5 separate regions of the Homo sapiens genome follow, and all the other regions are linked to region 2. A link is a contact called in ENCODE Hi-C data. All regions are on one chromosome and are shown on one strand. The core of a region is the stretch at or near the end of the contact, and the rest is flanking DNA. Distances in the headings are between cores, read along the strand shown. Region 1 holds the start of TMEM52 (transmembrane protein 52). Region 2 holds the start of TPRG1L (tumor protein p63 regulated 1 like). Region 3 holds the start of TNFRSF14 (TNF receptor superfamily member 14). Region 4 holds the start of PRXL2B (peroxiredoxin like 2B). Region 5 holds the start of PANK4 (pantothenate kinase 4 (inactive)).

Region 1 (5,310 bases), core at 1,803-4,302, 1.7 Mb before region 2:
TGTTAGCTGCCTGGCAGAGCCCTGCTGGCCCTGCAAACCCCTGGCGTGTGACCCCTTGTCCTGGAAGCCTGCTCTCCGCTGGGGGCCTCCTCTCTTACCACTCACCTTGAAAGGCTGCCAATGGAGGAATGGGTGCAGGGGGTACCTCTGACCCTTCCCTGGACACAGGGGCAGAAGGGGCTCCTGGTCAGGCCGGTGCGGGTGTCCCCTGCAGACAGAGCGCCTGTCGGCTGAGCAGATCAAGGAGTACAAGGGAGTCTTTGAGATGTTCGACGAAGAGGGCAACGGGGAGGTGAAGACGGGGGAGCTGGAGTGGCTCATGAGCCTGCTGGGTATCAACCCCACCAAGAGTGAGCTGGCCTCAATGGCCAAGGATGTGGACAGAGACAGTGAGCTCATGGCTGGAGTGGGGTGGGCAGCCTCGGGGGGGCCCTGGGTCAGGTGTCAGTGCCTACGGGGGGAAGAGGCAAAGCCCATGGGGAGTGCTGTGCCCCATCCCTTGAGCCCCAGCTGTGCCCCTTGCAGACAAAGGGTTCTTCAACTGCGATGGTTTCCTGGCACTAATGGGAGTTTACCATGAGAAGGCCCAGAACCAGGAGAGCGAGCTGAGGGCGGCATTCCGTGTCTTTGACAAAGAGGGCAAGGGCTACATTGACTGGAACACACTCAAGTAGGGCCCGGGTTGGGGGCGGGTGGTGGGCGGGCACGGGCAGGGCCGATGGAGTGGCTCAGCGCCAGGCCCCGTAGGTACGTGCTAATGAACGCAGGGGAGCCCCTCAACGAGGTGGAGGCGGAGCAGATGATGAAGGAGGCCGACAAGGATGGGGACAGGACCATCGACTATGAGGGTGAGTGGCCTGGAGCCCTGGGAGCCGTTGGCTGGGCCGGGGCAAGCTGCTGACCTGCCCCTCTGTTCCCAGAGTTTGTGGCCATGATGACGGGGGAGTCCTTCAAGCTGATCCAGTAGGTGCAGCTGCCGCAGCCGGGGGAGGCCTGCCCGGGAAGGCTGCTGCCCCTGCCCCCTGGCCCCCACTCCCCCGGCTCCGTGTAAAATAAATGTTCCAGCCCAACCTGTGTGTGCCTCACTGTCCCAGCCTGGGTTGGGGGGCAACAGGCAAAGGCGTGGGGCTGGAGAAGGAAAAGAGTTTTCCTGGCCCAGTCACAGAAACAGCCCCAGTCATTTCTGCCACGACACCTGACACCACCCATTGCCCAGCTCAGGGCTAGGAATGCCAGCCTGAAACCTGGACTGGGTACAGGCCGGGGACCACACGCTCGCCCTTCCTGCTTGCACTGGGGGTTGGCTGCCCAAGGGTTCCTCCCAGAGCCCTGGAGTCCCAGAGTCCTTCCCACATAGGCAGAGACCACTTAAATACAAACTTTATTCTCTCTCCAAGAAGATGCAGACGTCACAGGTGGCCCTGAGCTCCCACCCGAGGCTTAGGCCCAAGGGGCCTCTTCCAGGCTGAGGGCCTGCTGGGGCTGGGCCAGGGGCTGAGGCTGAAAGCAGCAGCCTGCCTAGTGGGTGACGCCAGGGGCCGGTGTAACATGGCACCGAGGTTGGGGCCACAGCAATGTGTGGGACGGTGGGGTGGGCTGGGGCCCTTGGCTCCAAGCATTAGTTCTCCAAGCTCTGGTCCGTTCTCCTACCTCCTTCAAGGGGCACCAGGGCTACAAGGTGGTAGTTGAGTATTGGGGCCCGACTCCTGGGGCACTGGAGTGGTCTCTAGGCCCGAGGCCCCAAGGAGAGGGCTGGGTTTCTGGGAGAGTGCTGGTCCTTCCTCTCTGGGCTTGGCCATCTTGACAGCTTCATCGTAGGAGGGTGGAGGCTCCGGGGTGTACAGGCTGTAGGCAGGAGGAGCCATGGAGTCCAGGTCCAGCTCCCCAAAGGGCAGGGGCAACCGCATGCCCAGTGGGTACTGCACGGAGCTGTAGGCTGCAGGGAACCAGAGTGGGTTCGTGGAGGCGGGCTTGGCATTTACCCCCGCCATCTCCACCCTCAACTGGCGGGCCCCTAGGCACTCACAGGTCACAGTGCTGTGTACAGGGCTGTCACTGTCCATAGGGATGACTGCCACGTCGCAGGGCTGCCGTGCTGGTGGCAGATGTGGCTGGGCCTGTGCCTGCTTCCGGAGGCAGCAGAACCGGACACAACCAGCTGTGACACCACACAGCAGAAGCAGGAGGACCGCCAGCAGGATGAGCCTAGGAGAGCAAGGCTCTACCACTGGACTGACCCTCGGCCACCGGGCACCTGCACCCTGGGGAATGTCGTGGCACAACCACCGAAGACAGGTTAACAGGATAAAAAGCAGACAATGTCTCTCCATGTCGGAGACCGCCGTGGCCAGAGCCTGGCCTCGGGCTGCTGGGCCTGCCCTGGCTATCTCTCCTGGGCTGGCCAGGGGTGGCCTTGGGCTCACTCCCAGGACTCGCTGTCCTCAGCGAGTGCCCCACTGCTGAGCGGGATCGTAGGGGACTCCCGCGGAGGCCAGGCGGGAGAGGTGGGAGGGAAGGTCCTGCTTGCTCCAGGTCAGTTCCCGCCAGCGGCCGGGACTGGGCGACAGCGGAGGCGGCCTGGTGAGGTAAGGGCCTGGCGGGCCTGGCCCCGGTGACCCCCGCCCCAGAACCGTCGGACGCACGGCTCCGCCGCGGCCTCCACTTACCCCACGTGCCACAGGCTGCTCCAGCGGGCCTGGGGCGGGCACCTGTGGGGACGGCGGCACCTGGAGCAGGCGGGGCATGGGACGGCCGACCTCGCCACCCGTGCCTCCCCATAGGGCGGGGCCAGGCCCCGGCTCCCTCCCCCCCGACTTACTGGTCCGAGGGGTCGCAGCTGCCGTCCGCGAAGCCCAGCGCCACCTGTGGGGACAAGGGTGAGCCCGGGAGGGGCGTGGTCCGAGCAGGGACCCGCCCCGCGGTGGCCGAACCGAGAGAGAACGCCGCCCGACCCACCTGCGGCAGCGGCAGGAGCGGCAGGAGCGGCAGGAGCGGCAGCAGCAGCCGCAGTCCGCGGGCGGCCAGCGGCCCCCGGGCCATGCTCTGAGGAGGTTGGAGCAAAGCCCGGCGGCGCGGCTTTATGGGGCCCCGCCCACCACAGGACACACCCACCACATGACACGCCCACAGAACGCCCGCTCAGAGTAAACCCCGCCCACCGGGCCCCGCTGGCCGCAGGCCCCGCCCACAGGCGCACACGCCTACTGGACGCCCCACGCAGGGTAAACCCCGCCCTCCGGGCACCGCCCAGAGCAAACCGCGTTCGTCGCAGGCCTCGCCCACAGGACGCCTCACGCAGCATAAACCCCGCCCACTGGGCCCCGCCCAGTGCAAGCCTTGTTCGCCGCAGGCCCCGCCCACAGGAGCCCTCGCCCACGAGACGCCCCCATTCGCTGGGCCTCCACTCAATGCAAACCCCGCCCACTGGCCCCATGCCCAACGTAAGCCTCGCCCACCATACCCCGCTCAGCGCAATCCCCTCCCACTGGGCCACGCCCAACGTGTTCAGAGGGCTTGTCCGCCACAAGCCCTACCCCGCAGCTCCACCTGGCCCAGACTCGTGAGGCGACGGTGGGTCTCGTCCTCAGCCCGGGCACGGCGCCTTAACCTCGGCCGAGCGTGGCCTGCTCTGCTGCTGGTCTGGGCGTGGCCCGGGGACCCTCGGGAGCTGGCCTGGAAAGTCGTGGCTGCCTTGGGTGTGGTCCCTCGGGTCCAGTCTCGCAGGCGGGCTCCAGGTGGACTGTAGGGTAACGCCACCAAGATGCTGGGCATCCCGAACTTGGTGTTTGGACACTTGATTGTGGACCTGCGCTGCAGGCGCTGTCTGGGGGCTGGCCCAGGGGGCTGGAGCCTGGCCCTGGCTCTGGGCTGTTGAGGCGCTGGGTGCAGACCACTTTCCCAAAGCACTTGGCCTTGGGGGCCATGCCCCACCTGGGGAATGTGACCTCCATTCCCGAGGGCCACAGGGAGCCCAGTGCCCTTCCCTCAGCCTGCAATGTCTGCTGCTCCCTGTGCAGGGGCAGGCCTGGGGCCATTTCTTCCAGGGGGACCCCAGACCCTTATCCCTCTGCCACCAGGCCAGGGGCCCTGTTAGGCTCTTGGTGCCCTCTGCTCCCCGTGGGACCAACAGCACACCGTCTCTCTGGTGGTCAGGCTAAGGGAGGTGGTCAGCACAGCAAGGGGCAGGGTCCATCTTACTGCAGGAGGGGCATGCACCCCTTGCTCAGAACTGTTCCACATGTGGGCGCTGCTCAGTGTCCCCCACCCCTACCACAAGGGCAGTGACCCTGGAGGGCAGGGCCTCCTCTGCGTGGCTCTTCTGCCCATACCTGCCCCTTCACTGCATCACTCCTTCCACTGTTGGGCTCTGCCTGAAGTTGCCTTTCACCTCCCAAGGCCTGTGCCACGGTCCTCAAGGGCCCTTCCTGCCTGCCCAGCTCCCCCAGCCCCTGGCCCTTCTTCCTGCCACATTGACTGCACTGGTCGTGGAGGCCCAGCACGGGAGTGGGAATGGGAGTGCATGTGCACAGCACAGCCTGAGGCCACAGCCCCGAGTTCCGGAAGGTGTGGGCACGGCCCCCACGCAGGAGCTGGGCGGGCCTCGCCACTCAGTACCAGAGGCCTGCCAGCAGGAGAGTCGGGTCAGGGTTTAGAAGAGAGGGGCCTATTCAGGAAACATTGCCATCCAGTAGCACCTCCTCCTGCGGCCGGGGCCTGGCCTGGACCTGGCGGAACCTGCCTTCCCCTCCCATCTGGTGTGGCGCAAGCTTGAGCCATGGTGGGTCGGCCGCAGGAAGGGCAGCAAGGGACCCATTGGACAGAAATCCTGCAAAACGCCACTGCGGGGTCAATGTCACTGGCTTGAAGTTTGGGGCAATGGCAAGTTCCTAGGCACTGTGGGCCCTGGGGGGCTGGGGGTGAGGGCAGGCAGCTCAAGACCGGCGTCCCTGAGGCCTGTGCCCAGGAAAGCTCCCAGAAGCACCATCTGCTCCCCCGACCCGGCCAGGGAAGGCTGCGTACAGTCTGCTGGTGGCTGCTGGTTGGGGTGGCACAGTGGGTGTGCTGCACTGACAGGAGGGCCAGGCTGGGTGGGCTCTGTGGGGACAGCGTCCAACAAGCCAGACTCCAGAGGGCAGGGTTGGGGTGCAGGCACCACTCTGAGCTTCAGGAGCATCTCACGGGCTGCGAGGGGTCTTCTCTGTTGAAGGGTGGGTCAGAGCCCAGAAAGCCGAGCCCAGACTTATCTCAGACAAATAGAGACTTCAGTGCAGGAGCTGGGCCTCACCTGGCCCCTGCTGGGTGGAGGGGAGG
Region 2 (5,098 bases), core at 939-3,438:
CATTGTGACAGAAGCCCCAGGAAACTCATCCATACTGAGTGAAATTTGTTTATTGTCTAAAATACAGTCCCTCCATCATCTATCCCTCCTATCATTTCTGGAATTTATAGACATCCAAGTCACTCCCCATATCCACAGAAGGCTCAGGCACCTGGTTCAGAATCCTCATTGTCCTGCCAGCTCCCACCAGCAGTCTGCAGCCTCGGCCCCAGCCAGTGTCACTTCATCCCATTCCCTGGACATCTGGTTCCAGGACCACAGCTCCATCCTTGGCGTGGTCCAGAACTTGCTCCTACCTCTCTCCCCCATTCTCCCTCTTTCTCCCCCCCATTCTCTCTCCCTCTCTTTCTCATTCTCCCTTCTCCTCCCTCTTTCTCCCTCCCTCTCTCTGGAATCTCTGGTTCCAGTTGCCCATCACTGACTACAGCTTGCAGCTGTCCAGGTATTTCTCATCTACATCCACTCAGCTCCCTCCCGGCCTCTGTTCTTCCTCCCTCAGGGGTATTCTCCCACTCACCAGCACCTGTTGGATCCGCGGCCATTTCTAACCGGACTGGATACTTGGACCTCAAGGTCCCCGCTGGTAAGATAGCTGGGAGACACTCGTCTGTAGGTCCCTCTGGCAGGTCTTGCTGGGCGTGCCAAGAACACATTGCCCTGACCACTCTTTTCTGGGCCATTTCTCACGCCTGTGCTTGCAGTGGGCACCCTTGCCGGGGAGACAGCCTCCCTGTGGGACAAAGACCACATTGGTCCACAGGATCCAGGGTCCTGTTTTGTAGTGCACCCGCTGTGGTGCAACATGCGTCTGGGCACACCAGCGTCGCCCGTTTCCTGTTGTAGTCTTTCCTCTCTGACTCCAGGGGTATTGGGTCTTTCTGCCAGCGCCCATGCAACTTTGGCAGCCTGGCCTGTCTGCTGGCAAGTGGGGCAGAATCCCTGCACTCCACCATTCTTGGGCAACACTCCCTCTAGGATTTTGGCCTCCCTTTTCTCTCTGGTCTTTGACCACCGCTACCCAGCAAACTCCTCCATCTAGACCAGCCAGCATTGGTTTCTTCCACTCCCCCAGCTGCCGCGTGGGAGGCGCCACTGCAAACTTCCCTGGGGTCTCCCAGCTGCTCAGAGATCCCCATGCCCTTCCCTGATCAGCTCCCTGCCCGGTTCTCATCCCGGCGATTCTAAACCGTCCATCTTTACAAATACTCCGCTCCATCCCCACTCCCTGACTGAAGTAAACAGATGTATCCTGAACTCCTCATTCTCCCCCCATCTCACTCTCCTCGCCTGTGTGCACCTCGCCTCGTGTGTCTTCCTCACCTCCGAGCAGAGGGATCTGTCCTCCTGCCCGAAGGTAACCCTGACCCCTGGACTCTGCGCCTCCTTCCCGCAGCCTCCACCAGATTGCGGGTCCGTTCACCGCCCCCCTCCACACGCGCTGGGGGCACCTCCGGGAGCTGGGGCTAGCGCAGGGCACACACATGTTCCACCTCGAACTGCGAGCGCTGACCGGGATCTCTGGGCAGCCCTCTCTGTGTGCACTGGCTTGCTGAAGGCTCGCGACAGCCTGGGCCCGGGCGCGCATTCCAGCACTTTCTACCCTCCGGCTTCAGAGTGCATTGCTCTGTGGATCCGTCACGAATAAGCCGTGTGTGAAGAACGCCAGGTCCCGGCAGAAGATCGCTGCCCGGCGTGCGAACTCCCCCACGGTGCACCAGGGCCGCCGCCCTGCATCCTCCAACCTCAGCTCCCCGGCACCGCGACCCTCCGTGCAGTGCGAGCCCCCGATGGGCGCGCGCCCCCACCTGCGCTCCAGAAGGCCGAAGGGGGCATCCCACTTGCAGGGCGGGTCACCCGCTTTCCCCGCGGGCCAAGGGGCTCCAAGATTCCCAGCCCCTCCTTCCCAGCCGCTCCGCGACACCCTGGCAACCGGCTTCGGCCCCGCCCCTTCTCGTTGTGTAAACAGGAAGTGAGCCTGCGCGTGACGGTCGCTTCCGGCCCGGCGAGGGGCGGGAGCGATTGTGAACGGCGGCGGGGCAGAGCCAATCGCGGAAAACGGCAGGAGGAGAGCCAATCCCGAGGGTCGGCGGACGCGGGAAGGGGCGGAGCCAGAGGCGGGGCCGGCAAGGCGGAGCCAATCGCGGCGGTCCGCGGGGCGGGGCCGGGGGCGCGGCCGGGTGGTGGCGGTGGCTGCGGCGACGGCGGTCGCGTCGGCGTCAGGGTCGGGGTCGGTAAGGGGTGCGGCAATGCTGCAACTGCGGGACTCGGTGGACTCGGCCGGTACGAGCCCCACGGCGGTGCTGGCGGCCGGCGAGGAGGTGGGGGCAGGCGGCGGCCCGGGCGGGGGGCGGCCGGGGGCGGGGACGCCGCTGCGCCAGACACTCTGGCCTCTCAGCATCCACGACCCCACGCGCCGCGCCCGCGTCAAGGAGTACTTCGTGTTCCGGGTGAGGCAGGGGCCAGGGCCGGGGCGGGGGCCGAGGGCGCGGGGCGGGATGGGGGCGGGTGGGGTCGGAGGCGGGCGCCGGGCGGTCCCGCAGGGAGCGAGCTGTGACCTGTGATCTTTGCCCCCGTCCCCCACCCCGCAACCCGCCCAGCCCGGCAGCATCGAGCAGGCAGTGGAGGAGATCCGCGTGGTGGTGCGGCCCGTGGAGGACGGCGAGATCCAGGGAGTGTGGCTGCTTACCGAGTAAGCCGGGGCTGCGCTCTCCTTGGTGGGGGGACTCGCCCCGAGCCGCCGCGCAGCACCTTGCGAGGACTTCCCGGGGTGCTCGTGCCACGCTCAGGCGCCCCGTGCCGCCCCTGCTGCCCTTCCAGGCGGGCTGGCCTTGGCTAAGTCGAGACAGCCGCGTCCAGTGTGGACTGAGGCCCCTCCTCTGCCTACAGGGTGGATCACTGGAACAATGAGAAGGAGCGGCTGGTGCTGGTCACGGAGCAGTCCCTGCTTATCTGTAAATACGACTTCATCAGTCTCCAGTGCCAGCAGGTGGTGCGGATAGCGCTCAACGCAGTAGACACCATTTCCTACGGAGAATTCCAGTTTCCCCCTAAATCGCTCAACAAGTAAGCCTGTTCAGAGTCCAGTATCACTGGACCTAAGCACCAGAGTGGACCTTACAATTCAGCCCTTTTAAATCAGCCCCCCAAGCGGTGTGTCTTCTCTGTCATTAATTATAAGCACAAAGGCTCCAGCTCCAAATATCAATGGGAAGTTCCTTAAAAAGAAGCGACTTCTGGGCAATTGAGTGCATTAAAAGGAATTCTGGCACAGAAGGCAGCTATTAGGCTGGTAGTAAAAAGACTTACATGAGTTCAGGATGCATTGAAGTAGAGCCCAGCGTGTTAAAAAGGAACTTGGATGTTCTTCAGGAAAAGTCCAAACTCTGCATTTTTCTCCAGCCAGGGACAGATTGCATATGACACATCAAGTCTTGCTCTGGCTAATTTTTTAAAGAGAAATGGAGGGTCCCGTTGTAATTTATAGATACCACTAAAAGACAAATTTGGAAATATTTAATGACCAGCTTTCAGGAGTTGATCTTTTTGCTGTAGGATAATTTTCTGACGTGAGGAACCTAAACATTACTACAGTCAGTTAAGCTGTAGAACTTGGGTTTTTGATGGAGAGATTTGGATGGGGGATTCAGGAAGCTAAAATAAAAATTTTACCTTTTGGTTAAAACATTTAATATGACATAAGGAAAAGGAAGATTACACTTCCTTTTCACTCATTTGGCTAGCCTATCTATAATTATTCCCTTTTTTTTTTTTTTTTGAGACGGAGTCCCACTCTGTCACCCAGGCACCAGTGGTGCAGTCTTGGTTCACTGCATCCTCCACCTCCTAGGCTTAAGTGATCCTCTCACCTCAGCCTCCCAAGTAGCTAGGACTACAGGTGCCCGCCACCACACCCAGCTAATTTTTGTATTTTTTGTAGAGATGGGGTTTTGCTAGGTTGCCCAGGCTGTTCTCAAACTCCTGGGCTCAAGAGATCCGCCCATTTTGGCCTCCCAAAGCGCTGGGATTATAGATGTCAGCCACCGTGCCCAGCCAGTATTCCTGTTTATTAATTTTTAATCATGTAAAGATTACCAAAATAATACATTTAATAACCAAAATATACCTAATTTGTCATATTTATACCCACAGTATTTAAAGCAATTGTTAGTGGAGATTGAAGTTACTACTAAAAACCACAGGCCGGCCAGGCACGGTGGCTCACGCCTGTAATCCCAGCACCTTGGGAGGCTGAGGCGGGCGGATCACCTGAGGTCAGGAGTTTGAGACCAGCCTGACCAAAATGGATAAACCCTGTCTCTACTAAAAATACAAAATTAGCTGGGTGTGGTGGTGCATGCCTGTAATCCCAGCTACTCCGGAGGCTGAGTTGGGAGAATCGCTTGAACCCAGGAGGTGGAGGATGCAGCGAGCCAACATCAGGCCACTACACTCAAGCCTGGGCAACAAGAGCAAAACTCCATCTCAAAAAATAAAAATAAATAAAAACAAAAATAAAAACTACAAGCCGTTTTCCATTGTGATATGTCATAGGTCTTTTCTGTAAACGTGTGCTTTTTGCTGTCATATTCTCCTAACTGATGAGACTGTCAGATTGTCCATGAGAGCACTGTGGCCTGCCATGCTAAGTCTGGCTATTTCTTCTGACTTTTCAGGCGAGAAGGTTTTGGGATTCGAATTCAGTGGGACAAGCAAAGTCGTCCTTCCTTCATAAACAGATGGAATCCCTGGTCTACCAACGTGCCCTATGCCACTTTCACAGAACACCCGATGGCTGGCGCAGATGAGAAGACAGCATCTCTGTGTCAGGTAAGAAGACAGGCACATAAATAGCCGCGCCCCCCGCAGTGATGGAAACACCCCCCGCAGTCACGGAGACACTTCAGGTCTGCACTGTCCGGCGGCCACGCGGAGCTGCCGAGCACTTGAGACGTGGCTAGAAATGAGAGAGGAAGCTCTCATTTTAGAGTTGATTCCCTAAGTTGTCAGAAATTCTGGTTAATTTATGTTAAAGTAGCCGCATGTGGCCAGTGGCTGCTGGTTAGCATAGCTCCATAATGTGGCCTCCTGATGGTGATCT
Region 3 (4,723 bases), core at 1,229-3,728, 1.1 Mb before region 2:
AGAGCCCCCCATGGCCTGGGCAGTCCATCCTGAGTGTCCGCACCACACGACTGTAGACGTTTGGCTTCTGGACTCAAATCCTTCACCAGATCGTGACCAGGATGGCAATGACCAGGCCTCGGCCTCAGCCCCCTGCCTGGCCTGCACTGGCACAGCATTGGGTCTGGGGAGTCCCCGCGACAGGAGGCGTGGGGCTCGGGGTGCTCACCTGCCTCCCTCTCCCTGCTGGTAATGGTGGGCCCCGGGATGGGGGCAGTGATATCCTGCGGGCAGCCGTGTCAATGCAGATGGCTGGGTGCTGGGTAGGGCCCCGTCTCCCGCCTCCTTGGGCTGCCTCATTTCCTTCCTGATGACCCTGGGGTCCTGCACAGGGCCTGGCGGTGCTGGTGCCGGGAGAGCCCACGCTGAATGGATGAAGGAGTGAGTGCTGTACTTAGCGGGGGGCGCTGAGCGCTGGGTGGGGAGCCCAGGACATTTCCTCCTGCTGCCCGGGAGGTAACACCCTGGACCCCTGGAGTCTGCATTCTGTGAGAGCGGGCAGGCCACAGAGAAGGGAGAAAAGGGACGGAGGGCCGAGGCGGGCGGATACGGGGAGCAGGGAGCGGGGACAGGGCTTACTCAGCAATCAGAGAAGGCCTCAAGGAAGAGGTGACATTTCAGCAAAGACCTGGCACTGTCTGTGCCCTCGGTGGGGCAGATGGGCTCCCTTCAGCCCCCTTGAGGCCTGGCACCTGGGGCCCTATGTCAGGCTTGGGGCCTTGGTGTGGGAGCTGAAGTCGGGGTAGGAGGGGCATGGAGGAAGGGGCAGGAGGGGCTGAGTCTCACTGATGCCTGTGTTAGTCTTGTCTCTTGCCATGCCTCAGTTTCCCTCCTCCCCAGGGTGGGGTGGATGAGACGACTCTGGAGGACGTATCTGAGAGAGTGGGGTTGGAGCCCCGTACCGGCAGGTGTAGGCGCTGTGTCTGCTCTTGGAGGTTGGGCGTTCTTGGGGAGTTGGTGAGGGAACGTGCTGTCCCTGCACCCTGGAGCCCCCATGCCCTCCTGGGGCCCCCGGGAGTGGAGGATGCAAGGGGCCCCCTTCTTCTTCCTTGCAAGACCCACATGGCTCTGCATGTGGGGGACATTCCTGGCAGGGGGCGCTGAGGGCCAGGATGTGAGTGCACCAGGGAAACAGCAGATGGGGCTCCTCTCCCAGGCTCCAGCTGTGGGGTGGGAGTCCATGCTCCTGCGTGTCTCTTGGGGGCTTTTCCTCCACTGGGTGCCACCTGGTCCCCCACCCTGCCTCAGAGTATTGGGGTCTGGGCTCGTCCACCCTGGATGCTGGCCAGGAGTGCACCTGCCTCTGGAGCTCGGGACGCTTGGCCCCACAGGACGGTGTCGCACACCACAGCCGGCCTAACTTCACCCCTGCCTGCTCCCTCTCCAGGGCCGGCCTGCAGGGCTGCACACTTTCTAGTTGGGGTGCAGGTCCCCGGGCTCCTGCCACAGATTCCTGTGGCTGGCCACCCTGCCAACTCTCCTGCAGGTGAGGGTGGGCGCAATCCCCAAGGTCCTTTCCACCAGATGCCACTGAGTCCCCCAGGGGCCAGGGCTGGACCCTGGAGGGGGTCACCTGGCTGAAGTCAGGACCAGGAGGGGCAGGGGGCAGTCGAGGGGCAGGGGGCGGTCCTGGGCCAGGCGTCTGGCAGATGGGCTTGCTGGAGGTGGGGGTTCCTGGTGTGCAGCAGGCGGTGCCAGAGGGGGTGACTGGGACCTGCTCTGGGCAAGCACAGGCGGTGCGTGACAGACCTGGGCTTCCATTGACTGCATCACGTCCAGCAGCAGGAAGGGGCCACGGGGGCACTGGCGTCGTCACGTGGGTCACGAGGTTCCATGTGATGCAGGGAGCGAGGCCGTCACGAGGGACTCACTGGTGCCTGCCTTGGGGCTCCGGGACTGTGGGCTGTCTCCATCCGGAGGTCTCCCTACCACCAGGCTCTGTGGGGCAGGGAAGCCCAGTGGGGTGCAGGGAGCCAGGAAGCTGGGGTGGGGTCAGGGCAGGGTCCACAGGGAGACCGGGCGAGGCTGGCAGCCTTCCCAGTCCGCGCAGCGTCTCTGCAGGGGGAGCAAGAGCTGCCCTTCCACCCCTCCCAGGGGACGGGTAGGGGCACTCTGGGCTTTTCCCACCCCCTCACGCAGGGACACAGGCCTGGTGGGTCTATGACTGAAATTGGCCAGACCGCATTCTGGTGGTTTTATTCGGAAGGGAAGTTTACCCTGTTCAGCAGAAGCTGAGATGGGAACAGGAAACCCACAGGGCCCCTTTATTCGGCAAAAATGTCAGTCAGCGCCCCGGGGAGCAGCCGAGGGTCCCTGAGTGTGTGAGTGAGGTGGGGAAACACAGATGGACTTTGGGGGGCTCCCCCTTCTACAGGAAACCCGGAGTGGACTGGAATGGTGCAGGGGGAGAACTCGCCCCTCCCATCGGGCGCCTCCTTCATACCGGCCCTTCCCCTCGGCTTTGCCTGGACAGCTCCTGCCTCCCGCAGGGCCCACCTGTGTCCCCCAGCGCCGCTCCACCCAGCAGGCCTGAGCCCCTCTCTGCTGCCAGACACCCCCTGCTGCCCACTCTCCTGCTGCTCGGGTTCTGAGGCACAGCTTGTCACACCGAGGCGGATTCTCTTTCTCTTTCTCTTTCTCTTCTGGCCCACAGCCGCAGCAATGGCGCTGAGTTCCTCTGCTGGAGTTCATCCTGCTAGCTGGGTTCCCGAGCTGCCGGTCTGAGCCTGAGGCATGGAGCCTCCTGGAGACTGGGGGCCTCCTCCCTGGAGATCCACCCCCAAAACCGACGTCTTGAGGCTGGTGAGCCCCCGAGCCTCCTCTCCGTCTGCTCGCAGATCCCAGTTCTGACCCCAGGGCCTCCCACAGATCTCTTCCCCATGCCCCTGTCCTGGCCGTTGCTGGCTCCGGCGTCCAGCCCGTCCCCTGCTGCCTGGGGCTCTCGGGTCAACCCAGACCCCCAGCACTGGGCTCACCACAGTGGGGTGAGCAGCAGAGCCACAGCCCTACCCAGCAGACCTCCTCCTGCGTGTGTCCCCCACTCACCACTCCGTCCACGGGCAGCTGGTGAGCCCCCATTTGGCCGGATGTGGGCACTTCTGGGGGCTGGGTGTCTCTGGGCGTCTCTGGGCGGGGCCCTCGAGCAGGTGACCCAACTCCCCGGCAGCCCTGACCTTGGTGACAGGTGATAAGATCAGTGTGCAGCAGGGGGCTGGACCCAGGTGGGTGGGGTGGGGATACTCTCCATGCTCATGTGGCACTCCTGCCTGTCCAGCCACTATCCCCATCAGGGGCCCCCGACTGCCCATCAGCCAGCCCAGGAACGAGGCCACGGCAGAGCCACCCTCCCCGATGTGGCCCTGATCAGCCTGTCACCCACTGTCTGGCTTGTGAGCCTCTGGGGCCCATCCCTGGCTGCCCCTGCTGGCTCTTCAGGGGTCAGCAGGTCCAACCTAGGCCAGCAGGGGGGCCGGCAGGTTGTCTGCCCAGTGGGCTCAATGCTCCCAGGTGTGGGGTGTGGGGTCCCTGGCGAGGGCAGAGTTCCAGTTCCCAGGGCTCCGCGCTGCCAGGCAGCGTCATCAGGGCTGGAGGAGGGGCGGTCCCCACCCTATCCCGGGCTCCAGCGGTCGGCAAGGTTGTTCCATGAGCCTGGCCTGGGGCCCGCTTCTGTCCTCTCTACCAGGCACTGCCGCTCCTCCCCATTGCACAGAGGGAGATTCAGGCTGTGGGGCCAAGCCTGGCAGAGCCCACAGGGCAGCCAGGGCATCTCCCAATGCCTGTCCTGACCCCCTTAGGTGCTGTATCTCACCTTCCTGGGAGCCCCCTGCTACGCCCCAGCTCTGCCGTCCTGCAAGGAGGACGAGTACCCAGTGGGCTCCGAGTGCTGCCCCAAGTGCAGTCCAGGTAGGTGCAGCCCTTTGGCGGGCCAGCTCTGTGGGCCGAGGGCAGACACTCTTGCCCCCTTCTGCCCCAGACACCCCTGTGTTCTCTGCCCCCACAGCCATGGGTGTGATGAAGCCCTGGGGCTAGGTGTGCAGACAGTGAGGGCAGAACCCCCAGGCCAGCAGCTTGGACTCTTCACCCTGGGGGACCCTCACAGTCACACTGCACAGGGGGTGGGTCTGAGAGACGTGGCTGGCCCACCGTGGCCAGAGACATGGGCTCGGGGGCACATACCAGAGCCGGGCCAGGTGTCCCAGGAGGCCCCATGTGCTTCCAGAACTTTCCGATTTTCCCCAGAGCAGCTCTGCTCATGGCTGATGGGGCTGCTGTGTCCCGTGGGGCTCATGGGCCATTTGAGTCCCCTTAGCTGGTGTCTCCCTGCTTGGGCTCTGGGCGCGGGTGGAGTGATGGGTGGGCTCCCGAAGGGGCCTCCCGCAGACTTGCGAAGTTCCCACTCTCTGGGCGGCAGGTTATCGTGTGAAGGAGGCCTGCGGGGAGCTGACGGGCACAGTGTGTGAACCCTGCCCTCCAGGCACCTACATTGCCCACCTCAATGGCCTAAGCAAGTGTCTGCAGTGCCAAATGTGTGACCCAGGTAAGAGGCCAGCACAGCCGGCCCAGCCTCCGCTTGGGCAGCCTGGATGCCCCCGCACCCTGCACCCTCTCTCCATGGCCACAGTGCCCCAGGAAGGCCCCGGCTGCCCCAGGCCAGGTCCCAACCCCATCTCCATGGATGCACCCT
Region 4 (4,791 bases), core at 1,270-3,769, 1.0 Mb before region 2:
CAGGCTTGCGAGTTGTTTTGGCAACACAGCCTAGCAAGAGCCGACCAATATGTCATTGATGAAAGAAAGTCAACAGGCGTGTAGAAGGAGCTGTCTACTGAGCATGTCTGCACTTTTCTGAATTATGTTGCACTTGAGTAAAAAGTAAGCAAGCCTGTCTATTTACTTTAAATGATGTGTGCCAGATATGTACAGTATGCAGAGTTAAGAAGGTGCCACCCCAAAATAGGCTGCTCTGGCATAGTCACTATTAGGAATTAAAGGCAGTTAAAACAATAACAGGTGCAAAAAGATCATTCTGATCTCTCTTGTGTTTCTTAAAAGCAGAAGATGAAATTCCCAGGTGAAAGATGCTCTCCCTACACTAGAAAGCTCTGATCCTCAAGGATGAGAAGCTGAGACCCAGCAAATGCTGTACAGTCCCTGATAAAATGCCTCTCACCTTTTCAGCCCCCCACATCATCTAGCTGCTTCCTCAAACCTCACTGTTCTCTGTCCAACTCAGCACACGACTGAGTCTGCTTCACTGGGTCTTCACTTCCTTAGGAGGGCTCCTGAGCCACATCCAACTTTAATCAAATACACTGGCATGATGATCTGTCTTATCTTGATTTAACTCTTGGGCCCAGCCAGGACCTCAAAAGGATGGAGGTGGAGTTTTTCAGCCCCTACATATGCAAACACACACATAGCATGTATCTGAGCGGCCACATGGGCTGGCCCTGCTATTTTCTTATGGCTTCTCAGCCTCCCAGCCACCTTCTGCTCTGCATCACTGGAGCTGGGAGGCTGCAAGCTCCTTTCCCACTCTCCTCTGCCCGTTGGCTTCCAGTGAGGCTCCTGCAGCGATGGCGTTGGTGGGAGATGCCAGGCGAGGAATTGATCTCGCATTCTCGTTTCTGGGAACGTCTCTGAAAATGGCTGAATCCCGTCTGGGATCCCAGCTCCCAAGGAGGCGGCAGCTTGCTCACTGCTTGCACAGCCCCAGACGGCAGAGGGGCCCTCTCCTGCACAGCCTGAGACAGTGGAGGGGCCCCCTCCTGCACAGCCCCAGAAGATAGAGGGGCCCCCTCCTGCACAGCCCGAGACAGTAGAGGGGCCCCCTCCTGCACAGCCTGAGACGGTGGGGGGGGGCCCTTCCTGCCCAGCCCCAGATGGTAGAGGGGCCCCCTCCTGCACAACTCCAGAGGGTAGAGGGCCCCTCCTGCACAGCCCGAGACGGTAGAGGGGTAGCCCTGGTCTCTGGGGGCTGCACTCCTGGGCTCTGGAGCTGCCACAGCTCCTCCCTCCTAGTGCTTCCCCTTCCTTGTTTTGCTTTTTGCCCTTTCTGACATAGTGACGACTTCCGTTTCGCAGTCTGGACCTTCACCACCCCAGGGCGAGGGCACAGGCGAAGCAGCAGCACCCCCCCGGGGCCTCTCTTTATTTGGAATACAGTGTGGGGGCTCCCCCTTCCTTCTCCAGCCCGCCCAGGCCCCTGGAGCTGTCCTGGGGCCTGGGGAGTGAGGACCCGTGCCAGCAGCACAGACTCTGCCAGGCCGGGCCCGCTCAGGTGGGAGCCCAGGCCGGGTGAAGCTGTGACCCGGCCCTCACCCCAACTCGGTGACAAAAGCTATCACAGGGCTGCAGTGGGGGAGGAACAGGACGCATCTGCCAGGCACCTGACCCGCAGTGCACTTCTGGGAGCTGTGCTTATCTCCCCGGGGTCTATTTCGCCCCAAGGTTTGGCGGGTTAAAAGCTGATATGCAACCGGCACGACATGAACAGTATTTCATGATTAAAGACATCGCGTCCATGTATAATTGAGATGCTGCCGCATTTGCGGGGATTTTCAAGCGAAAACCAGGCCACGTGGAAAGGCTAAGCCCTCGCACCCCCCCGCCCCCCACTGCTGGGACCCCCGCCCCGCGGGAGACCCCGGCCCGCGGTCCCCTATGCCCGCGACCCCTGCGCTCACCCTCTCCCCTCAACCCTGAGTCCAGCCCAGTCTCGCGCGAGGCCGCAGGGAGACCCCCGCCGCTCCCTGGACCACCCCTGGGCCCACCGTACCCAGCCGCTCCCCGGCGCCCCCCGGGACGACCCCGAGCCGGCTGCCCGCCTCCCGCCGCATTCCGCACAGGCGCACCGCGCACCGAGGGCCGCACCGCCCAGCTCCGCCTGCTGCGCCAATGGCCGACGGGGTCCAAGTCGGCGGCCCAACGGAGAGGCGGGGCTAGGGGCGGGACCAGGACGCGGGACAGCAACTGTCCCGCAAGGCCCGGATTGAGGAGGCGGGAGGGACCGAAGCAGGCGGACCCAGGATTTGGCGCCGCGATCTCGAGGCTTGGCCTGGAGTAGGAGGGGAAACAAGGCGGGACTAGGGGCGAATCCGAGGGGGCGGAGCAGGGCTCGGGGTGCGGTCGGGGGCGTGGCCGGGGCGCGCTGCGGCCATCTTGGGGGCGGGCCCGGGGCGGAGACGAGCCCGAAGGGGCGGGGCCTCGGCGGCAGCAAGAAAGGCGGGACCGGGGCATCTCGGGGCGGGGCTTGGGGCTGGATCTATGAGCCGGGAGCGGGGATCCAGGAGCGAGGAGCCGGGAGCGGGGAACAGGGAGTCGGGGAGCCGGGAACCAGGGCTGGCAGCGGCCGCCATGAGCACGGTGGACCTTGCTCGCGTGGGCGCGTGCATCCTGAAGCATGCGGTGACCGGGGAGGTGAGGCCGGGTGGACGCAGGGCGGTGGGCGCGTCCCTGGCTCCTTGCCCGGGCGTCCTGGCAGCGATGGGGTGGTGGGGGCCGCGGGGCCTGGGCGGGGCTGGGGGCAACGGGGCGCGCCCATGACCCAGCCGCCCGGCAGGCCGTGGAGCTGCGGAGCCTGTGGCGGGAGCACGCGTGCGTGGTGGCCGGGCTGCGGCGCTTCGGGTGCGTGGTGTGCCGCTGGATCGCCCAGGACCTCAGCAGCCTTGCTGGGCTCCTGGACCAACACGGCGTGCGCCTGGTGGGCGTAGGGCCCGAGGCCCTGGGTCTGCAGGAGTTCCTGGACGGCGACTACTTCGCGGGAGGTGCGTCCTGTTCCCCGCCGCGGCGGCGCACATACCCTTCCCTAAGCTCAGGGCGTTCGGGGCCCTTTCCTGCCCAACCCCGGCCCTTCTGTCTGCTGGAGCGGCCTTGATATGCCCACGGGTCAGCGTCCCTCATCTCTCCCTGCCTCCCCGCCCCGCAGCTGGTGGCTGGGTGGTGCCCTGCACAGACCTGGGCCCAGCAGCAGAGTCTGGACGAGCTCTGCCCCGCCGGCTCCACCTGTTGCCTCTGGGACTCAGCCCCTCTTCTGAGGGGAGGGGGGACACTCAGCCCCGTTTTACCCCTCCCTGCCCTGCGGGGGTGGGCTGAGCACGGAGGGTGGGCAGAGGAACAGAGGGTCGGAAGGAGGAGGGCGATTCTTTGTGGTGAGTGGGTTGGGGGCTGGTTCTGCGCCTGGGGCACACACATGTGGCTTCCGCTTTCCAGAGCTCTACCTGGATGAGAGCAAGCAGCTTTACAAGGAGCTAGGCTTCAAGCGGTGAGTGGGGGCGGGAACCCTTGGGTAGCGTGGGGTGGGGGGCCCAGGGGTTCCCACCGCTCCCTGCCACCTCCTCTCCCTGCTGCCCTCTGTGGTGCTGTCCACTCGGGCCTTCCTGGGCAAGGCGGCTCTGGTGGCACTGTTGACCAGCCCTTCTGCCAGGCCTTCTCTTGGGTGCTGGGTGACTGTAATGAGCCACCTCGTCCGGGGCTTACTCTCGGTGTCCAGACCACCTCGTGGGGTGGAGCCTCGTGGCCCATCAGGGGCCATCCTAGCTTTCTGGTGTCTGTGCCACAGGCTGCTTCCTTTGCTTGGCAGTTGCCAGCTGAGCCAGATCCCTGGGCACACCCAGCCTGGGGCCCCATCCATGCTCCCTGCACCCTCTGTGGACCCTCGGCTAGCAGCCACTGGGCTCGGTGTCCAACCTGCCGGTGGGCTGGGCTGGCTACTGATCTGGTCGCCTGTGCCATCTCTGAGCCCTGGTGAGGCGGGTGGGTGGGGTGGGGCCTGACCTAGGAACTGGTCTCATGGACACTGGAGCAGGCTCTGGACCCAGGCTTCTCCGGAGTTTGGCCAAGCGACCTGGTGTCTTCGCAGGTACAACAGCCTGAGCATCCTCCCAGCAGCTCTGGGGAAGCCCGTGCGTGATGTGGCTGCCAAGGTGTGTGCGGGTCAAGGGTGTACAGGCCGGGGGGTGGTGGGAGCTCCCAGGAGCCTTTCTTCTAGGATTGACTCAGGCTGTACCCACTCCTGACAGGCCAAGGCTGTTGGCATCCAGGGGAACTTGTCTGGGGACCTGCTGCAGAGCGGAGGGCTGCTGGTGGTCAGCAAAGGTGGGTCGAGGGAGGGGCCTCGGCCACTGCCTCAAGGAGGGCCTTGCTGAACTTGGTGGCCCAGCCCAGGCCCTCTCTCTGGCTTGTCAGTCTCATCACAGCCCCTCCGCCGCAATGTGGCCTGGTTCTGCGTGTCTGCTGGGCTGAGTGGGGCTGTGGCAGAACAGCTCACTCATCTGGGTAGCCGGGTGGGGGATATGGCTGGCCAGGGCTGCCCTACCCTCCCTCCTCCTGGTATGTGGCTGTGAGGTGCAGGCGGCCTCCGGGGTGCCGTGACTGCCTGCCCGCTGCTACAGGTGGTGATAAAGTGCTCCTGCATTTCGTCCAGAAGTCCCCAGGCGACTACGTCCCCAAGGAGCACATCCTGCAGGTCCTGGGCATCTCTGCGGAGGTCTGTGCCAGCGACCCGCCTCAGGTGAGCTG
Region 5 (5,072 bases), core at 125-2,624, 1.1 Mb before region 2:
GAGGGAATGGCCTGGGTCTCTCTGAGTCCCAGCTTTTCCAGGGAGGTGGGAAGCAGTCAGCGGCAGGCCCATTCATCCCAGTATTTACTGGGCGGCAAAGACAGGTTGGGCATCCTTTTCGGGGGCTGGGGCTACAAGACACACCGCTGCTCTTGTGGGATTCACACACAAGCAGACTCAGCCTACGACCGAGATGAGTGCTAAGAGGGAGAGGTATGTGAAGCCGCAGCGGCTATTCAAGGGGGGTTTCTCCAGGTGAAGCTGCCCCCAGGAAGCCCTCATGCCTGAAACATGGGCAGAGTAGGAGAGCAGGGAGTGGCTGGTTCAAATCCTGGTTCTGCCACTTTCTAGCCCGATGACCCTGGGCAAATTAGTTCACCTTTCTGGGGCTTGGTATCCTCATCTGCGAAAAGGGAGTAATTCGCGTTCCTCCCCTAGAGGTGGCTGGGAGGTGTCCGGGAGTCAGGAGCGTGGGAAAAAGGTCTAGAACAGAGCCTGGCCCGCCGTCATTACTGAGAGCACAGCCATCAGGCAGGAGGGTCTGCAGCGGACCCTGGAGAGGCCAGGGCAGAAGTGCAGGCCGCCTTAAAGGCCACGGAAGGCACGGGTGGCTTTTAAACCAGAGGCACGAGTTCCCAGGTCCCACGTCCACGGCCGCCTGAACTCACGCCCGGCGTCCACTCTCCAGAGAGCGGGGCCTGTGCACGGACTGTCCGGCCCGCGGGCCACAGCTGGCCACGCCGCGGGAACGCGCGGCCTTTTCGGGGCCACTCTGCCAAGGGCTTCCCGCCGAGCTCGTCCTCGTCTCGACCAGAACTAAGGACCCCAAATCTCAGGCCAGCCACCAGCCAAGCGGCGGAGCCGGGGCGCCCAGATGCCGATGTGGCCGAAGACATAAAATTCCGCCGACCCTCCCACCTCGCGGCGGGTAACGCTGGACCCCGGCCCCCAGCCACCCAGGACGGCCGCGCGAACTACCAGGCCCGGCAGGCCCCGCTCTGGTCCCTGCGGCGCCTGCCGGTAGCTGTAGTCCGGCCGTCGCCCCGAGCCCGCGCATCAGCGACCCTGCGGACTACAAGGCCCGTGAGGCTGTGCGCGGGCCCGCGGACTACAAGGCCCGTGAGGCTGTGCGCGAGGCCCGCGCCCCCGCCCTTCGTCCTTCCCGCCGCCCCCGCTCGCCGGCCCACCGCCGGCGCCCCGCCCGCCCCCGCAGCCCGCGCCCGGCGCCCGGCCTGCGGCTACCTATGTCGATGGCGAAGCGCTTGGCGTTCTCCAGGTTGCGGAAGATCTCGTCGGGGGGCAGCGTGATGCTCTTGTCCAGACTGTCCCCGCTGCTCCCGCTGCCGCTCGCTCCACACTCCGCCATTTTGAAAGTGCCCGGCCAGCTCATCAGCCATGGAGATATATGCGCATATATTTGACTGCCAAACGCCCCCTCGCATAGATTATGTTAATGAGGCGCCGGCCCCGCCCCTTCCCTCCCCCACCCCCGGCCTCTGAGGTCTCGGCCGCTACAGGGCGAGCTAGGGCCAGTGCTGGGCAGGGGTCCGAGAGGCCCGGGGCTGCGGGCGGGCGGGCGGTTATCCTCCAGAGATCGCGCATCAGCACAGAACATCTGGACTGATGTTCTTTTACCGCGCTGTCCACAGGCTTAACTCAAGTGCTCTGAGCCCTGCTGAGGGAGGCCGCAGAGGCCGCCCACCTGCTTCTAAGGGGGCACGTGGGTCTGCAGACTGTCAGAGAGCCCTGCCCTTCAGCGAGTGCCTGCTGTAAGCTTGGCCCTGCACGCCAGGGCGAATGTGATGCGCTCTTTGCTAGGGTGACTCAATCCTGGCTTCCCAGGGGCGTGGGACTTTCAATGTTAAAAGTCCCATGCAAACCAGAGGAGTGGGGAACCCTGCCCCACCTGGGAGGAGCCCCAGCCTGGCATGCACCTGCGGGTAGGGAAGATGTGTGCTGTAATGGCGATCCGTGGAAAGTGCTGTGGTCGGGGGAAGCCAGGCAGGCTGCCTGTGGGCAAGACAGGTGCCTGGGAGGCTGCAGGAACAAGCCTTGGAAGCAGCTGGAGCCAGGACAGGGGTATAGGTGGGGCAGGCCAGGGTTCCAGGGTGAGTGGCTGGGAAGCCCTGCTGGCATGAAGAGATGCGTCTTCTCCAGAGGCTCTGGGCGCCTTGGGAAAAAGCCCAGTGTTGGAAGCAGACAGATCAGCCCCTCCCGGGTAACCCGGGGTCATTACTGCATGTCTCTGGCCCTCAGCCTCTGTCTGCACGTGGAGAATGCCACCAGCTGCCTGGCAGGGCTCCTGGGAGCACAGGCCTGTGGGGCGGCACAAACTCCAGGGATAATGCATCTGTGTGCGCAGGGCAAGCCTTCAGGGAGGAGGCATCCTTGCCTGTGTCTTCCAAGGGGGTGGGTGTGTGGCTCTGGAGGGGGAGCCTGCCCCAGGGAGGCCTGGGTGGAAGAGTGGAGCACACCCCAGGCGGCTTAGACCTCTGGCAGCTCAGACCCCTGGCAGCATGGTGTGCCATGGGCCAGGCTGGCAGGAGGTGCCCTCCATGAGGGGCGCCCACCTGTGTGCCCACTGAACATGCGGGAAACATGCAGGTGAATGGGGGCCTTCCCTGTCCTCTGCCCACCATACCCCGGGGCTCGGTAGGGACCACTGGCAGGCACTGGGTTGGTCTGGTGGGGGGACCCTGTCTAGACTGCCTGTGGAGTAGCCAGAAAGGGGCTGAAGGCTGAGCGGAGCGAGAGGGGCTGAGCAGGAAGGAGCAGGCAGGGCAGGCCCACACACGGGGCTACCATTCAGCGGGGGTGGGAATGCGGCCCACTCCGGCCCAATCCTTGCTGGATGGATTTTGCCCCTTGGGAGCTGGTCCCTGGGAGCCACAGGCCTCAGTTCTTGCAGACTCAGCCAACACCCTGTGGCCTGCCTAAAAATACATGCCCTTTCTGAGGCAAGGGATGGCCCCGTGCAGGCTCCTGCCAGGACTGCCAGATCCTGCCTTGGCACGGTGGCCAGCGGGCAGGTGTCCCCGGAGCCCATGCCAGGACTGGCGCTGCAGGCCGTGGGAGTGTGCAGCAGCAACTCGGGGCAAATGTTTTCTCCTGTTTGGCCCAGGGCCAAGCCCCTTTGGCTGTAGCAACAGATCTACTGCGGGCTGTGGCCCTGGGTCGCCTCTCAGTGGACACAGCCTAAGGTCCTGCGCTGTCACCTTGCCCCACCCCTACCTTCCGGAAGCTAGTGAAAGGCCTGGGCGGGGGGAGACCCAGGGCTCCGACCATGTCCACCCCTCCAGCCCACCTCCCCCTGCCCCTGCCCCTCACCTGCTTTCCCTCCATCCCTCCCTCCCCCTGTTCTTCCGGAGCAAGGACCCCACCCTTCTTCCGGGGTCCAGGGGGCCACTGGCAGGGGTCCCTCCCTGCTTAACTGCTACCATGGCCCTGCCCATTCCCCTTCACCCCTGCAGACCCGCTCCATGGCTGCCAAGGACAGGCGTGAGGCACAGCAGACGACACTGTGTTGGGGGCTGAACAATCAGATTTTATTATGGCGGCTTCGGAGCAGTCCCGTGGCTTCCACGTGACTGAGAGTTCAATTTCTGAGTACAAAGTCGTGCCCACACGCATCCACCCACACAGAGGAATCCTTTAAGGATCATAGTGGAGGCACCCACCCTCCCCAGACAGCCCACCGTGAGCCCCAGCCAGACCACCAGGCACACTCAGGAGCCTTTTGGCCATGGCCCTCAGGGTCCTGGACGCCCGTCCGGGGTGATCACTGTTTCCTATGAGGATACAGCTCGAGTTCGGCCTTCACAAAAGGCAAATGTGCCCGCGGCACAGCCCGCCTGCCAGGGGTACGCCCAGCAGCTACGGGCCCTGAAGAAAGTCCTCTACAGGCTGGGGGCAGCAGTGTGCGAGCCCCGGCACTACAAATATCATAGAACCCCGGGCGGCCGGGGACTTCCCAGAAGTCACTTGCTTAAATGCAAACACAGAACAACCCCATGGGGTCAGACACTTGGCAGAAGATGGGCCCTGATTGTCCTAAAACGGCAGGGACTCTGCACACACATTCTCTGAGAATGGGGCTCCTGCGGGCCGGCCAGCTTGGGGCCAGAGCCTTCCGGAGAAGGGCGCGTCCAAGCCCGGGGCGGACGACGGCGGGAAGGCGCTTCCCTACAGGCGAGAGGAGCAGGCTCGCCCTCTGGTCGTCGGGCCGCGCGCCCGCAGGTCCCGCCGGGTCACCAGGGCCGCCAGAGGCCGCAGGCGGGCTGGTGCGCGGCGGCGGCGGCGGCGGTGGCCTTGGCGGAGAGCGCGGGCGGGGGCGCGGCGCCCGGCGCCTTGGGCTCCTTGGCGGGCGCGGCGGGCGCGGCCGGGGGCCGCTGGAAGTGGTACAGCAGCTTCATCTGCGTGTCGCTGGCGGCGTGGAGCGTCAGGAACTGCACGGCCTCCTGCAGGCACCACGAGTAGCCTTCGCTGTAGTCCTGGTGCAGGCTCTTGGGGCCGGCGGCGGCGACGAAGGCTGCGGGGAGACGCGGCGGCGGTGAGCGGGCGGCGGGGCGCGGGGGAGCCGGGGCGCGGTGGGAACTCGGGGCGCGGGGGGCCCGGGCGCGCTCACCTTTGCTGTGCTTCAGGTAGCTGACAGCCATCTCCAGGATGTCGGCCTTCTCCAGCTTGGAGTTGGGCTGGTGCCGCGCGAACTCCTGCTCCAGCAGCAGCTTCAGCTGCTCGATGCTGCTGTTGATGCGGTCGCGGCGCATCTTCTCCACCACCGGCTTCCGCAGCTGCGGGAGGAGGGGGTGTCAGGCTGGCCCGGCACGGCGCAGGGACCCCCGAGGACCGGAGGCCGCGGGGACAGCGCGCCGGGCGAGTCTGGTACTTACTCGGTTTTTCTCTTTGGGGCTGAGCAGCTCCACGGCCACAGTGCTGGGGGCCATGCCTGGCGCGGAACAGGCGACGAGGCGACGCGGGGAGGCCGGGCGAGACGAGGCGAGCGGGCGCGGGCAAGGCCAAGCGCGTCCCGGGCTGGCGCGGACACCGGCCCCGCGCGCCGACGCCCTATATAG

The links. A loop is a pair of places that touch in the nucleus more often than their neighbours do. Pooled maps may share reads with other maps.
Region 1: a pooled map shows a loop between it and region 2 (21-fold over the local background). The contact joins the promoter of TMEM52 here to the promoter of TPRG1L in region 2. A Hi-C loop is called at or near these places in 2 of 37 single-sample maps with no recorded cell type and 5 of 50 pooled maps.
Region 3: a pooled map shows a loop between it and region 2 (6-fold over the local background). The contact joins the promoter of TNFRSF14 here to the promoter of TPRG1L in region 2. A Hi-C loop is called at or near these places in 3 of 37 single-sample maps with no recorded cell type and 9 of 50 pooled maps.
Region 4: a loop to region 2 is called in a map of ascending aorta, with 2.8 times the contacts of the local background. The contact joins the promoter of PRXL2B here to the promoter of TPRG1L in region 2. A Hi-C loop is called at or near these places in 3 of 168 maps with a recorded cell type or tissue (ascending aorta, cardiac septum and chondrocyte) and 13 of 50 pooled maps.
Region 5: a map of CD8-positive, alpha-beta T cell shows a loop between it and region 2 (4-fold over the local background). The contact joins the promoter of PANK4 here to the promoter of TPRG1L in region 2. A Hi-C loop is called at or near these places in 2 of 168 maps with a recorded cell type or tissue (CD8-positive, alpha-beta T cell and naive thymus-derived CD4-positive, alpha-beta T cell), 1 of 37 single-sample maps with no recorded cell type and 8 of 50 pooled maps.

Annotation. Positions count from the first base shown.
Region 1 is chr1:1,916,227-1,921,536 of GRCh38, forward strand. TMEM52 (transmembrane protein 52) reads right to left here and starts at 3,053. Exons shown (of 5, transcript NM_178545.4): 1 at 2,956-3,053; 2 at 2,819-2,862; 3 at 2,667-2,708; 4 at 2,027-2,205; 5 at 1,365-1,936. The coding sequence starts at 3,039. The coding sequence ends at 1,656. CALML6 (calmodulin like 6) reads left to right here. Exons shown (of 6, transcript NM_138705.4): 3 at 215-389; 4 at 526-670; 5 at 748-848; 6 at 921-1,070. The coding sequence ends at 967. RefSeq lists enhancers at 2,370-3,171, 3,231-3,824, 3,825-4,417 and a silencer at 2,650-3,289.
Region 2 is chr1:3,622,827-3,627,924 of GRCh38, forward strand. TPRG1L (tumor protein p63 regulated 1 like) reads left to right here and starts at 2,189. Exons shown (of 5, transcript NM_182752.4): 1 at 2,189-2,447; 2 at 2,598-2,689; 3 at 2,887-3,063; 4 at 4,674-4,827. The coding sequence starts at 2,247. It also overlaps a transcript of MEGF6 not described here. RefSeq lists enhancers at 1,463-1,582, 2,563-3,225 and a silencer at 2,033-2,262.
Region 3 is chr1:2,553,893-2,558,615 of GRCh38, forward strand. It overlaps TNFRSF14 (TNF receptor superfamily member 14), which reads left to right and starts at 2,479. Exons shown (of 8, transcript NM_003820.4): 1 at 2,479-2,841; 2 at 3,834-3,942; 3 at 4,451-4,576. The coding sequence starts at 2,773. It overlaps TNFRSF14-AS1 (TNFRSF14 antisense RNA 1), which reads right to left and starts at 3,119. Exons shown (of 7, transcript NR_037844.2): 1 at 3,085-3,119; 2 at 832-2,804; 3 at 209-404.
Region 4 is chr1:2,584,258-2,589,048 of GRCh38, forward strand. PRXL2B (peroxiredoxin like 2B) reads left to right here and starts at 2,520. Exons shown (of 7, transcript NM_152371.5): 1 at 2,520-2,691; 2 at 2,834-3,038; 3 at 3,484-3,535; 4 at 4,133-4,196; 5 at 4,293-4,368; 6 at 4,665-4,783. The coding sequence starts at 2,629. LOC100996583 (a long non-coding RNA gene) reads left to right here. Exons shown (of 4, transcript NR_121638.1): 4 at 1-277. RefSeq lists an enhancer at 3,328-3,960.
Region 5 is chr1:2,525,222-2,530,293 of GRCh38, forward strand. It overlaps PANK4 (pantothenate kinase 4 (inactive)), which reads right to left and starts at 1,375. Exons shown (of 19, transcript NM_018216.4): 1 at 1,243-1,375. The coding sequence starts at 1,366. HES5 (hes family bHLH transcription factor 5) reads right to left here and starts at 5,042. Exons shown (of 3, transcript NM_001010926.4): 1 at 4,890-5,042; 2 at 4,625-4,790; 3 at 3,524-4,528. The coding sequence starts at 4,943. The coding sequence ends at 4,248. RefSeq lists enhancers at 1,402-2,122, 2,844-3,564, 3,565-4,284, 4,799-5,072.